Linked DNA regions of Homo sapiens: region 1 is linked to region 2. Evidence: chromatin contacts called from ENCODE Hi-C or POLR2A ChIA-PET data. All regions are on one chromosome and are shown on one strand. The core of a region is the stretch at or near the end of the contact, and the rest is flanking DNA. Distances in the headings are between cores, read along the strand shown. Region 1 has its middle 44 kb from the start of LUNAR1. Region 2 has its middle 8.0 kb from the start of LINC02351.

Region 1 (4,101 bases), core at 210-2,709, 630 kb before region 2:
TTTTCCATGCATGGTTGGTTGAATCCACAGATATGGAGGGTTGGCTGTATTAATAATACAGTCCCTGGCCAGGCACGGTGGCTCACGCCTGGAATCCCAGCCCTTTGGGAGACCGCGGCGGGTGGATCATGAGGTCAGGAGTTCGAGACCAGCCTGGCCAATATGGCGAAACCCTGTCTCTACTAATAATACAAAAAATTAACCGGGCGTGGTGGCGCACATCTGTAGTCCCAGCTACTCGGGAGGCTGAATCAGGAGAATCGCTTGAACTCGGGAGGCAGAGGTTGCAGTGAGCTGAGATGGCGCCACTGCACTCCAGCCTGGGCGACAGAAAATAAAAATAAAAAATAATACAGTTCCCGCAGCATAGGGATGTTGTGAGTAGCTATTTGTAAAATGTTTAGAACAGTTTCTAGCACTTAGTAAATGCTCAGTTAAGGCCAACTACTGTTACTGTTAAGCAGGACTGTGGCCATCCTCTGTGCTTAGAAGGTCTGTCTTTGTGCACCCTTCCCAGCACCTACTTAGGATAAACACCGAGAAGTGGAATGAAATCGTCAAACAATGCACTTATTTTAAATCCTGATCAATATCATCCAATTGCCCTCCAGAAATGCACCAGCCGCTGGTGGGCAGGAGGACGCTGTGGCCGGCAGGAGGCTGCAGAGGGGACAGCCCCTGCCTCCTAACTGGAGCACCGGGGACCCTCACCAGCCATCCACACCGCCAGCGAGGTTTCCTGACTTGCCTAGCCTTCCGGGTGGCATTTTGGAATATAAAGCAGGAGGAAAATTAGCAGCAAGTCAGATTCTCTCACTTTGATTTCTAGAAGGAAAGCTAGAGTTGAGGCCGTGTTCGAAAATATAGGTCAGATCTCGGTTTCTGTGGTTACCAAACACTGTCAGCCACCAGTGACTCCCTCCCTCGGGGGCGATGCCAGGGTTCCGAGGCTGGGCAGTCGGGCCTGGCCCCCGCCGGGGTCCCCGGTCGGCTGCCCCGCGAGCCTGGAGGGTCTGCACCGGGGCGAGGGCCCGCGGGCACCCCGCCCTTCACTTCTTCTCGGGGGAGGGGCCGGAGGGCTTGGCGGAGCTGCCGACGGGGTCCGGGGTCGCGCCGATCCCGCCTGGCTCCCCGCGCCTGGGGCTGCAGGGTGGGCACGGGCCGGGCCCGCGGGAGGAGGGGGAGGCCGGGCGCCGCGGGAACAATGTGCTCGGTTGTTGCCGACTGTCAGCCTCGTTCCCGGATCCTCCTTTCCACGCCCCTTGGCCTAACTGCCGCGGGCCTGGCGCGCAGAGGGAAGAGCCCCCTTATTTGGTCTTGGAAAGAAAAGGGAAAGGTTATCCTCGGATGCCTGCGGCGTTGGGTCATCAGCCCGCCGCGGCCGGCGCGCACGCGGGAGCAGCTCCGACTCCCGCCGGCAGGGGGCGGCGCCGGGCAGCGCCGGGGAGCGGCCGCTGGAAAACAGGCGCGTAGGTTCCGCCGCGGCCGGCGCGGATCCGCTCTTGAGCGTGGGGAGGGGGTGGGGGTGGGGGTGGGGGCGGAGGGAGGGCGGGGGAGGGGGCGGCGTCACGGGCAGGGAAGAAGAGAGAAAAGAAAAAAACAAAACCTTTTTATGGCCAGTCAAGCTTCCAAAATTGGAAAACCGTTTCAGTTCGAGGCTGTGACTTTGCCATGTCGATTTCATGTGAAGCATCTGGGAGTGCGCGGAGTGGGGGAGAATAGCGGGGGGTGCGGGGTGCGGTAATCAGTGTTAAGATAAGCCGTGCCATTGGGGTGAAAGTTACTAAGATAATTGAAAAGGTACAGTTTGGGGATCGGTGTCGGCTCGGGTACTTTGCTCCCCACCCCCTTCCCTCTCTTCCCCACTCCTCCCTCCGCCCCTGCTTTTCCAGCCTCTCAGGTGAGCCTGGTGATGTGTAGCGGAGTCTCGCTCTGACCCCCAGGCTGGAGTGCGGTGGTGCGATCTCGGCTCACTGCAACCTCCGCCTCCCGGGTTCAACCGATTAGCCTCCCGAGTGGCCGGGACTACAGGCACGCGCCACCACGCCCAGCTCATTTTTGTATTTTTCGTAGAGACGGGGTTTCCCATGTTGGCTAGGATGGTCTCCATCTCTTGACCTCGTGATCCTCCCGCCTAGGCCTCCCAAAGTGCTGGGATTATGTTTCTAGCCACGTGCAGGCTGAGCCTTGCCCAACCTTCTTATTATCCTGGGCAGCTCAAAAAGGCGAAGGTGACCAAGCTGGGATTCGAACCGCGTCCTTCACGCTTCAGCGCCAAGGCTTGTTCCACGGTTAAGAGCACATTACCTCGCCAATGACTCCTCCAAATAAAGCTTGTGTAATATGTGTCATTCTTCTAAAACCTTTAAAAAAGAATCAAAACAGTAACTGGTTTGACTTTTTCAGCAGAAGGAAGCAAAAGGGCGTCAGCACCTGGAGGTGACTCTAGTGGGGAACCTGCGCCCCAGAGGTGGGAAGGAAGCCAGGGGGCATTCGTTTCGCCTCAACTGCCCCAGGGGTTCTTGTCCATCTCCAGAGAGGCTCTTGGGTAGCATCCTGCCATGGTACTTGTTACCGCACAGAGCCTTCCAAAGAGGGGCCTGGCAGGCGGGGAAGCTGTTGCTAACTTCTATTTTCTATTTTAGGCAAGTTGCAAGCAGCCCTTGTGTTTGCCTGCAGGTCTCACACGGTCCTCCGCCCCTTCTCATTGTTCCAGCTGCTTCCTGAGGTGGTTACTAATAATTGTCACTCATAAGACCTGCCTCGGGTTTCTTCATCTGGAAGGAAATTAATTTTCCAAGTCACACAATTACAGACAACTTTTAAAAGAGTCACTGAGACAGTTTCATGCTTACCTTAGATTAGATGGTTCCAGTTTATTCTTTTTTAAAAAAGAAAATTTGTGTGAACAAAATTAAATCCAAGAAACATGGTTTTTCTCTAGCTCTTTTTTTTTTGTGTGCGTGTGAAATAGTTAAAAAAAAAAAAAAAGAAAAAGAATAAAGAAAAGAAACTGCTTCTACCAGTTTTGGGGGGTTTCCAGGTTTCCAGACATTTACTTAGCTTGATACATAGTATATTTCTGTGGGAAAAGGACAGCGAGAATATCTTGTAGCTTTTACTTTCCAGCATTGTTGTACTGGTTACAGTCAACTCCACAGTATGAACCAGTTGATCAGCTCCAGTAAGGCCTCCTATCCCCTAGTGGAAAAACCCAGGCCTTTCCCACCGCTCTCGTGTCTTGCTCAGGACTGCACCTTTTGTTGCTGGTCCCTTGCTTGGCACTTCCTAGCTGACAGGCCAGGAGGTAGGCTCACTCTCCTTGGTGCTGATCCCAGGCACCAGCTTCCATGAGAACCAGCAGTCACTTCCAGTTGGGGGCAACCCCATCCGGGTTTGCCCTGACATCCCAGAGCCCAGGTCCCCATCCCAGGAGCCAGTAAGAGTCCTTAGCAGGATCAGGAATGTAGCAGCATGGCTGCTGCCTTTTCCCTTCCAGATGCTCTGGCAGGCTGGAGCCCGGGGGTCCCTAACGCCTGCCTTGGCTCTTCACTTCTTCCTGAGGTTCTCCTCACCATGAAACTACTCCCAAATGGAGATATGGTTCCATTCCATTGCCTGGATTCTGCTCTCCATTTATGCCTTGAGGCAGATGGAGCCAAAGGAATGTCACACTGTCCCACCATCATCTCAGGGACTGCCCTGTTTGGAGGGGCAGTGGTGCCCAGCAATGGAGCAAAGTCATAGGGAACAGAGCTGCACAGCCTTGGTCACACTCCTTAAAATCTTTGTGCTCCCACTGTTGTGAGAATTTAATGATATCTTCATATGCGAAGGACTTAACACAGTACCTGCCCCCTGAGGAGCACAGGAGGGCATACCTCCCAGGGCAGTTCAGAGGGTTACATGAAATAATGCCTGTAAAGCCCTTAGCACAGGGCCTAGCACTTAAGAGAGGGCTCAGTCATGTGGCCAGTAGTATAATCAGCCACTTCTTTTGATGGGTCAGCTATATGCTACAAACTAAGGCTCTTTACATATACATTTGAATCTTTATGGAAACCTAGAATGTAGACAAAATTATTGCATATACAAGGAACT
Region 2 (3,746 bases), core at 1,078-3,577:
AAACCCCTGTCCTAACCAGGAAGTGACGTTGTGGCCGGCAAGTTCTCGCTCTCAACCTGCATCGTCTCTGTCCCTGGCCACATGGGTAAGCATCATTTTTCTGTCCCCACTGGGGACTCCTGGCTTTGCTGTGGGGCTGACCCTGCACCCTCATGCAGTCCTCTTCTGAGCTCTGGGGTTGGGGCCACTCATTCTCTGAGAACTCCGAGCTGGAATTGGAACGCACCTCTCTTCTACTCTGGGACCCCCAAACCTATTTGAAGACTTCTATGATGCCCTTCCCACCACTGCCCAAGTGAGCCTGGCATTTTAGACTTCAAAGCCAATAAAAATAGCAAAGGCATTTCTTTCTCTCTCCCTCCCTGGCACTCCATATCCTCACACTCAATGCAGAGCCAAACAGGGGTCTCACCCTCCAAGTGAGGGACAGACCCCTGAGCTCATCCTGTCAGTCCCCAGAGAGTCATGGTGCCCACGTTGCCCTCACATCCAGCCCCTCAGGCAGGGCCCTGGGCTGATTCTCACAGCCGGCCTCCAACCCCTGGTGGGGGGTGTGGAGTGTAGATGGTGTGGGGACCACCACTTCCTCCCTGGCCTCATGCACAGCTTGAAATCCCACAGCACAGAAATGTTTCCCTTTGAGGGTGGGTAACATGGACTTGTGTCCCAGGACTGGGAAGAGCTTGGGGTCTGGCTTCAGCCTGGCTCCTTACTCCAGAGAGGGCTGGGATGATCACTTTCCTTCTGGGTCGCCGGGGTTCTCGTTGGTGAAAGGTAGAGGATGAGTCAGGGTCTGTAAACTGGCAGCTTGAGGGTTCAAATTAGTCAGCAGATGAGACGTTTTAGGGCCTGGAAACTGCGGTCCCTTTCCTGGAGGGCATATCCCCACCACTCACTGGCCAGTGTCACTCATCTGCACTGTTGCTCTAGCCTGGTCAAGGCTTACACTTGTATCTTCTCATGGCAGCCCCCAAAGATGCTCACATGGGAATCCTGGGAACCTGTGAGTGTGTTACTGTATTAGTCTGTTTTCATGCTGCTGATAAAGACATACCTGGGACTGGGTAATTTATAAAGAAAAAGAAGTTTAATGGACTCAGTTCCACGTGGCTGGGAATCCTCACAATTATGGCAGAAGGCGAAATGCACGTCTTACATGGCAGCAGACAAGAGAGAAATGAGAACCAAGTGAAAGAGGTTTCCCCTTATGAAACCACTTGAGATAGTTAGTAGGTCTTGAGACCTATTAACTATCATGAGAACAGTATGGGGGAAGGTGCCCCGTGACTCAATTATCTCCCACTGGGTCCCTCTCACCACACATGGGAATTATGGGAGCTACAATTCATGATGAGATTTGGGTGGGGACACATCCAAACCGTATCAGTTACCTTACCTGGTAAAAGGGACTTCTCAGATGCGATTAAGCTAAAGATTGTGAGAGGGAGAGATTATCCTGGATCCTCTGGGTGGGCCCAGTGTGATCACAAGGGTTGTTTAAATGAGGGACACACAGAAAGGTTTGACTGCCAGAGAACCATCAGAGCGTCGCAGCGTGAGACACAGTCAGCCATTGCTGGGTTTGAAGATGAAGGAAGGGGCCATGAGCCAAGGAATGCAGGCCGCCTGTGTGGAAAGGACCAGGAAACAGATTCTCCCCTGGAGCCTCCAGAAGGAACCAGCTTGACCTCAGCCCAGCAAGACCTGTTTGAGACTTCTGACTTCCAGAACTGTATGGTAAGAAATCCTGGCAGTTTTAGGCCACCAAATTTGTGATAATTTCTTACAGTTGCAATGGGAAACGAGTACACTCCCTCTTATGTTCTCAGGTGGGTAACTTTGCCTCCTAACCCTGGACATTTGGCCATGTCTGGAGATATTTTTGGTTGTCACAGTTGGGTGAGAGGTGGTACTGACATCTAGTGGGTAGAGGCAGGAAAGCTCCCATAACAGAGTTATTCAGCCCGAAATGCTGTGCTAAGATTGATACCAGGCCTGAGCTCCGGTATGCGTCACATTTTGGACTGTGGACTGCCCTGACAGGCAAGTTCTTCCTTTAGAGGAAAAAACACCGCCTGCCGCAGTCAAGGCTCGGGGCACGGCCCAGGAGGTGCCCTGGAGAAGACTGAGACCCGGGTTGCAGCAGTGAGCCCCATTCTGGCTGGTGGGAGAAAACGGCGATCTCAGGACAGACTTGCGGAGAGCGCGGACTCCCGTAAAAAGAAGAGGCGCGGGCGCCTGCTCGCTGCCCGGCCGCTTTCCGAGGGAAATACCCACGGCGGCCACACGATGGCAGCCTTGCCCAAACCAAAGCCCGCCGGGCGCGCTCCGAGGTCCGCAGCCCCGAGTCGGTGCCCCCAGGCGGTGGACGCGGGGCCGCCCTCCCACAGAATCCAAGGGCGCTCGGCCTGGGTGGGCGTCTTTAGCTGCAGCTAGAAACTCTGCGCTTAACAGGGGAAAGAAACAGAGCCGCACGGACTGCACGCTCCTGCCTGCTCGTCCGCCTCGATGTAAACAGCTCATCTGTGCCAACGTGGAACTACGTTCTCCCCATCCCCACGTTTCAGTGCTGTGACAAGACAGATAACACAGCTGAGATTTATTCTTCAAAGGGGCTCGCGTGTCTTTTCTTCTTCTTTTTTTTTGACTGAGTCTCGCTCGCTCTGTCGCCCAGGCTGGAGTGCAGTGGCGATCTCGGCTCACTGCAGCCTCTGCCTCCCGGGTTCAAGCGATTCTCCTGCCTCAGCCTCCAAGCAGCTGGGACTACAGGCGTCCGCCACCACGCCCAGCTAATTTCTGTATTTTTAGTAGAAACGGGGTTTCACCATGTTGGCCAGGCTGGTCTCGAACTCGCGACCTCATGTGATCCGCCCACCTCGGTCTCCCAAAGTGCTGGGATTACGAAAAAAAAAATGTCTAGCTTTCATTGTAAGTCCAGGAGTGCAGACCCCAGATTTCCCTAATTACTTCATTAACCCCATAGACTTGCAAATAAATAAATACATACGTAAACAATTCAACTAACCCACTGCAATGCACCCTGCCTCCCTTCACCACAGGTTGAAAGTGGGGGGCCTTGAGACTCACGTATTCCTTGGGATTCCCCACCCGGGCACAAAAGCTGGGGGGTGCAGTGGGGGCCGCCCACTTTCTCCCTCTTAGCCTCTCTGGCCCTTGGGCATTCTATAGAAAACACGGGGGCCATGGGCCAAGAGGCACCCCCCGATCCAGCTGTGATCTGGACTCCCTTCTGTTCTGTGTCATCAATTTGGCCCCATTTTCATCTGTAGTTTTTTTGATGTGTTATTTGGCTTCTTTTCAGCAGCAGCAGCAGCAGCAGCCAAAATACTCTGGGGCCAGTGTGCTTCGTTTATAAAATGGGGACAGTGTCTCTCTGGAAGGATTCGCTGGGAAGATGAAGGTAAATGTGCAGCGTCCCAGGGATGCCAAGTTCACAGTGGCCCTGGCTTGCAACGATGAGAATGGAACTGGGGGTGAGAAGAGGGAAGAGAGGGAACAAGGAGGTGGAACATCCAACAGAACGTGCTGGGGCCGGGCGCCCCTACCTGCCCCCAGGGAGGTTGAACTGAGATAGCTGGGAGCTGGGGGAGGCAGACCTGGTACTTGAATTGGGGTGGGAGGGATGGAAGATGCCCTTCTAGCCCAAGAAGCCCTCCCCCTAGTTAAACCAAGCTGGGACTGGTTAACAGAGGTGCCCAAGATCCTCCCAGCCACAGGGTGCCCCA

The links. Hi-C counts contacts between places; a loop is a spot of excess contacts on that map. ChIA-PET counts read pairs that join two places held with the same protein, here RNA polymerase II (POLR2A). Pooled maps may share reads with other maps.
Region 1: a loop to region 2 is called in a pooled map, with 2.5 times the contacts of the local background. The contact joins two enhancer-like sites. A Hi-C loop is called at or near these places in 3 of 50 pooled maps. POLR2A ChIA-PET finds 5 or more read pairs at or near these places in 2 of 52 experiments (MCF 10A and activated CD4-positive, alpha-beta T cell).

What each region holds. Positions count from the first base shown.
Region 1 is chr15:99,056,414-99,060,514 of GRCh38, reverse strand. No RefSeq gene overlaps it. Among named protein-coding and RNA genes, the nearest start is that of LUNAR1, 44 kb to the right of the region's middle. RefSeq lists silencers at 1,139-1,188, 1,299-1,468 and enhancers at 1,486-2,085, 2,086-2,687. Within about 2 kb of position 1,459, at least 18 of the 41 ENCODE cell types and tissues checked have a DNase peak (open chromatin) inside an H3K27ac peak, as active enhancers do.
Region 2 is chr15:98,427,077-98,430,822 of GRCh38, reverse strand. No RefSeq gene overlaps it. Among named protein-coding and RNA genes, the nearest start is that of LINC02351, 8.0 kb to the right of the region's middle. RefSeq lists silencers at 2,149-2,443, 2,169-2,463. Within about 2 kb of position 2,327, at least 6 of the 41 ENCODE cell types and tissues checked have a DNase peak (open chromatin) inside an H3K27ac peak, as active enhancers do.